2 separate regions of the Homo sapiens genome follow, and region 1 is linked to region 2. The links are chromatin loops, found by intact Hi-C in ENCODE. Cell type or tissue: CD4-positive, alpha-beta T cell. All regions are shown on one strand.

What was found. A loop is a pair of places that touch in the nucleus more often than their neighbours do. Peaks named below come from ENCODE experiments on the same cell type or tissue, not always from the same donor. Only the 100,000 strongest peaks of a DNase experiment are listed, where the experiment ranks them.
Region 1: it touches region 2 in a loop (1.8-fold over the local background); 5 of 110 quality-filtered maps call a loop at or near these places.

What each region holds. Positions count from the first base shown.
Region 1 is chr10:103,791,555-103,794,054 of GRCh38, reverse strand. The region is part of intron 2 of SH3PXD2A (SH3 and PX domains 2A); the gene reads left to right. Among named protein-coding and RNA genes, the nearest start is that of SH3PXD2A-AS1, 46 kb to the right of the region's middle. In CD4-positive, alpha-beta T cell, no CTCF peak of the experiment used is centred here; no DNase peak of the experiment used is centred here.
Region 2 is chr10:103,744,783-103,747,282 of GRCh38, reverse strand. The region is part of intron 3 of SH3PXD2A (SH3 and PX domains 2A); the gene reads left to right. SH3PXD2A-AS1 (SH3PXD2A antisense RNA 1) reads right to left here and starts at 504. Exons shown (of 3, transcript NR_038940.1): 1 at 187-504. RefSeq lists enhancers at 1-20, 21-521, 938-1,459. In CD4-positive, alpha-beta T cell, no CTCF peak of the experiment used is centred here; a DNase peak (open chromatin) is centred at 1,442; H3K27ac peaks cover 945 bases.

The DNA.
Region 1 (2,500 bases), 47 kb before region 2:
TGATGTCACTTACGGAGCTTTATGGGATCATTGCATTTTTAGAGTTAGAGGAGTTCTTATTCCAAGTGCCTCACTTTGCAGGTAACAAACTGTGTTAATTTTTCTATTCATTAAATTTATATAAGCTTTCATTTGGTTTAATATCCAAAGCAGGCCTCAGCTGAGATCAACCTGGGGTGATCCCAGTGTGTGCCAAGAACCAACCTGAAAGCAGAAAAGAGGAGGAAATGTCTCTTCCGCAGGCACTCTGCCTTTTAATCATTGAGGGAATTTGTTCGAGATTACTGACCCTAGACTAAAGCGATGAGGCCACAGCCTGGGGAGGTAACCTGCTAAGTTCTAAGAATGATCTTGTACCAAGGATTGCAGAGAGCTCCAGCACACCTGGTGTGGCAGTGCCAGCTCCAGAATGTGCTGAGCATGGGTCATTGTGAATGCTCACATGCCTTAGACAGAGGAGAACATCAGCCTTGACTGAGGTCATTCACTGGTCCCAGGCAGGCACAGACAGCCTCATGTTGTTTGCAATGGCAAAAATGGGAAACAGCCTAAAAGACCATCCATACAGAGTTGCTAAGTCAACTGTGATATTCTCACAGCACTTAGTACAGCAGTCAAAGCAAATGAGACTGATCCATGGGTGGATCTCCAAGAAACATTCTGAACAAACAATGCAAGTTTCAAAACAGTACTTATAGTATGATAATAATTATATAAAAAAAAACCCAAGAACAAGATTTATATTTTGCAGGTACATATCCAGCATATGAATGTAAATGTTTTTTAATCTAGAAGGCTGTACTCCAGATTGGTATCCGACTCATCTCTAGATGGGGGTTAGGGATATCAGTAGGAGGAAGGGCTTGATAAAGGGGGAACCTTATCTTAATGTTTTACTCTTTTAGAAAAGGAGAATGCATTCATATATTATTTGCAACATTAATATTGAATAGTTAAAGAGTCACCTATTGGGGGAGCTAGGGTTGGTGGGAAGTCAAAAATAAAATATGTCTTTCCTGGTCATTATGGTATAATGGGACAGAAAGCACAGGTGAAAAAAGTAAACATAAGAACATGTCTAACAAGGAGGACATGAAACTCATTATAAAAATCACATTACCTCATATTTCCTGGACCATCATTCTAGATCATTCCTGTGGAATGTAAACTGGTTAGATCCCATTACAACCAACCCCAGGGACCTGTCCAAATTATCTTGTCCAACTGGAATCTTGTATTCAGATATTACTCAAAATCTGCAAACTACATATTGAGGCAGGAAGCAGTTGGGTGGGGGTTCTTGTGTCATGACGAAACTGTACTCAGAGTTGTGTGTTGCTGGGGCACAGTGGCTAAGGGCATGTGCTCCAGGGCCAGGGCACTTGGGTTTCAAGACCAGCCCCAGCGCTTACTGTCTAAGCTTTGATGAGTGATTTAACCTCTCTGTGCTTGATTTCTCATCTGTATAATGGGTGTATAGTAATAACTGCCTCACTGGGTAACAGGAAAAATAAAATGACACAGTCCATATAAAGAAAGCCCTTAGGATAGGACTGGCACAGAGACGCCAGACAGGTAAGCTGAAATGTCACCAATTAGGCCCTCAGAAGCTTAAAACTCCAAAAAGCCAGAGAGCCCCACTCCATCTAGAGACAGAAGTTTCTTCCTGTGCCCCGTTAATGTAGACATCACTTTCACCAAATAGCTCGGCCTGCCTCCAGGGAAGAGAGGCAGAAGGCAGTGTTAAAGGTTTTCTAGATAAATGATTTTCACCTTCAAAGTTTAACTACAAACCTATTTCCCTTCCAACAATGCTGTTAGGAAAACATTGTTTTTTAAAAAGTAATTATTAGTTGACAGCTTTTCCTTGCTCCTGGAAAGAGGCATCTTTGATTCCTGAAGGAACACATAGGGGTTCCAGGGGAGCCTTGTGGGGCTTCCATCGGCTCTTGGGGATTCCCTGGCTGGCTCCGCTCCACCTGGGAGCTGGCTGGGCTCCAGCGCCCCTTTCAACTTGTGCCTGTGGCCTGAGTATGAACTCCAGCTTCCTCCTGCCTCTCCTGAGTTCCCCTTTGGCAGATCCTGTTAGCAGGTGAGGGAGTTGTGGAATATTGGGAGAGGAAGACCAGGGTGAACTGGCACCTCTGGGCAGGCTCAGGATGGGAAAGCCAGTTACCATTGAGTTTGAATCCTGGGGTTACCTGGGTCCGGCTGGAGGGTGTTGGGAAAAGTTTGGGTTGATCTTTTTTCCCCTTTAAGCAGATGGAGTTTGCAACTTCTCGTGCAGTTTCCCAACCTTGTGGGTTTAGGAAGACCCCTGTGCTTGTGGGGGCCTCTCAGGTCCAGAGCAACTCGGGACCTGGTTCCAAGCAGATGGAGAGAGGTACGGAAGGAAGGTGGTGGCAGCGGGGATAGAGCATCTAGGAGAGGTCTCTGCACATCTATGCATAAAGGGAAATAAGACCCAGAGGGCTGAGCTCAGGCCCTGAGAATCACCGCC
Region 2 (2,500 bases):
ACACTCTGGCCCCACTGTGTCTGCGTCCTGGAGGGTGAATCCACCCCTCTCCCCAGCTCTGGCTGAAGCTGCCGTCCCTAATGTGTGGGGTGAGCTGTATTTGCTAGTCTGCCAGGGGTCTGGGGGTGTGTAAATGAGAGACAGCCTAGAGCAAGCCAGTGTGAACACACACTCACACTCACTCACCTTTCAGCAAGTCGCGGTCGGGGTCCCTGTGTGCCCGTCCTTGTGCTGGGCCCTGAGGATACGTTCGTGGGCTTCACTGGCTGCAAGAAGCTTGCATTCTGTCCTTAGGGAACGCTGTAAAGAGGCAGGTTCAGAAGATCATTATCAATGGTGGCAGATTCTGGGAGGGAAACAACGGAGGCCGGAGAGAGAGGGCACATGGCCACCAAAGGCCTCCCAATGAGGGATGCAAGGCAATGGCTGGGCAAAGGGCAGCAGGAACAGTGCTCCAGGAACAGGAACAGGGACAGCGAACACACAGGCCTGAGGTGGGGAAGAGCAGGATGTGTCTGTGGCGTGGGCAGAGTGACAGGAGATGGGCGGGCGGAGAGAGAGGCAGGAGCTGAATCCTGCCCGGCCACAGAAGGGAGTTTGGATTTTATCCTCAGTGCCCTGGGCAGTCACTGAAAGGGTTAAGCAAGGGTTATGGTTTGAGAATATTATTCTGAGGCCAGGCGCAGTGGCTCACGTCTGTAATCCCAGTACTCTGGGAGGATCGCTTGAGCCCAGGAGTTTAAAACCAGCCTGGGCTACATGGTGAAACCCAGTTTCTACAAAAAAATACAAAAAATTAGCCTGGTGTGGTGGCGCATGCCTGTAATCCCAGCTACTCCGGAGGCTGAAGTGGGAGAATCACTTGAACCCGGGAGGCAGAGATTGCAGTGAGCCGAGATCACTCCCCTGCACTCCAGGCTGGGCAACAGAGCAAGACCCTGTCTCAATAAATAAATAAATAAAAATAAAAAAGAAAGAAATGGTTCTGGTCCCACTGCTCTAGAATGCTGCTCAAAAAGACTTCCATTCCATTTGGTTCAGCAAAGATGTATTAGTCCCTCCATGGGCCTGGGACTAGGTGCTTTATCACTAGCAGACACCCATAAAATCCCAGTTGACCCACCTGGGGTGAGGGAGAGAAAGATACTGTTCCCTTCAGCCTGGCTCTGCTTACTGGGTATGGGAACCTCCGAACCAGAATTTGGGAGATCGTTCTTCCCTCCAAGGTGCGCTGATGCTTTCTGCAAGCAAGCCGTGGCTGCAGGAGGGTGAAGGCTTCACTCTGTCGTGAACCCCAGTGGGCTTTTGCAAGTGTGTTTCCCTGGGCGTGTGGGAGAGGGAGTGGGGAGTGCTGGAGCGGGCAGACACACCTGTGTGAGTCACCCTAGAATGCCCCTAGGGGGCGGGTGGAATGAACAATTGGCCTCCTTGCCATTGTGTCACGTCCTCTGCCCTCTGAGTTGGGCCTCCGAGAAACGGAAGCCGTGTGGGAGACACAGATGTGTTTATGGGTTGGGTGAATCAGGAAGGGCAGCCGCAGGCTGAGGGGAGCTCGTGTTTGGCCTTGGTGGGAAGCCAGGTGGATGGACTGGGTGCCTGGGAAATGCTTCTGGTACTTGGATTCCACGTGGCCAGCAAGGAGACAGGCAGGGCCCACCCCACCCCATCCCACCTCCTTGACCTGGAAGTGTCAACTCATAAGAGATCCCATTTGTTCACCATTTGCCATGGGCTGGGCTCCATGCTAAATGCTTTTACAGACTCATTCACTGGCTCCTCGTAATAGTCCTTTGCATTAGACATTACTGCCTCCCATTTTGTAGTCTGAGGAAACTAGCATTCGAATAGGTTATGACTCATCCCCTGTCACATAACAGTAACTGGCAGAGCCAGATGTACCAGTCAGGACTCTCCTGGTGACAAGAAATAGACCCATCTCAATCTGGCTTAAGAAAAAAGGGGAAACTTATTGGTTCACATAACTGAAAACCAAGAGTAATGGTTTCAGGCATAGCTGGATCTAGGGGACCAAATCTGTGTCTCTTAAGCCCTCAGCTTTGCTGTCTTTTCTGTTGACTTAATTCTCTGATAGGCTTCCCCCAGGTGGTAACAGAGATACATAAAGATGCTTCCTAGCAGCTTGGGGCTTGGCATTTATGAGTTAGCAGCTGTAGAGAGAGAACACATCTCTTCCTGGTAGTTCCAGCAGTAGTCCCAGGCTGATTCCCACTGGACCAATGTGGGTTGCATGCCCATGGCTGGACTGTACTTAATGATCAGCCCCAGAGTTTGGGATGGGATCAACCCCACTGAAATCCCATGGACTGAGAATGAAGGAGGGATTGTTTCCCAAAAGAAAATCGGGCACTGTAATAATTAAAAGCTGGCAGACAAAACCTACCAATGTCTACCATGCTAGACTTCAAGCCAGAGGCAGCATCTTGGCTCTAAAGAGAGATTCATGGGAGCCAGAACTCAGGGCATGGTGTCAGTATGCCTC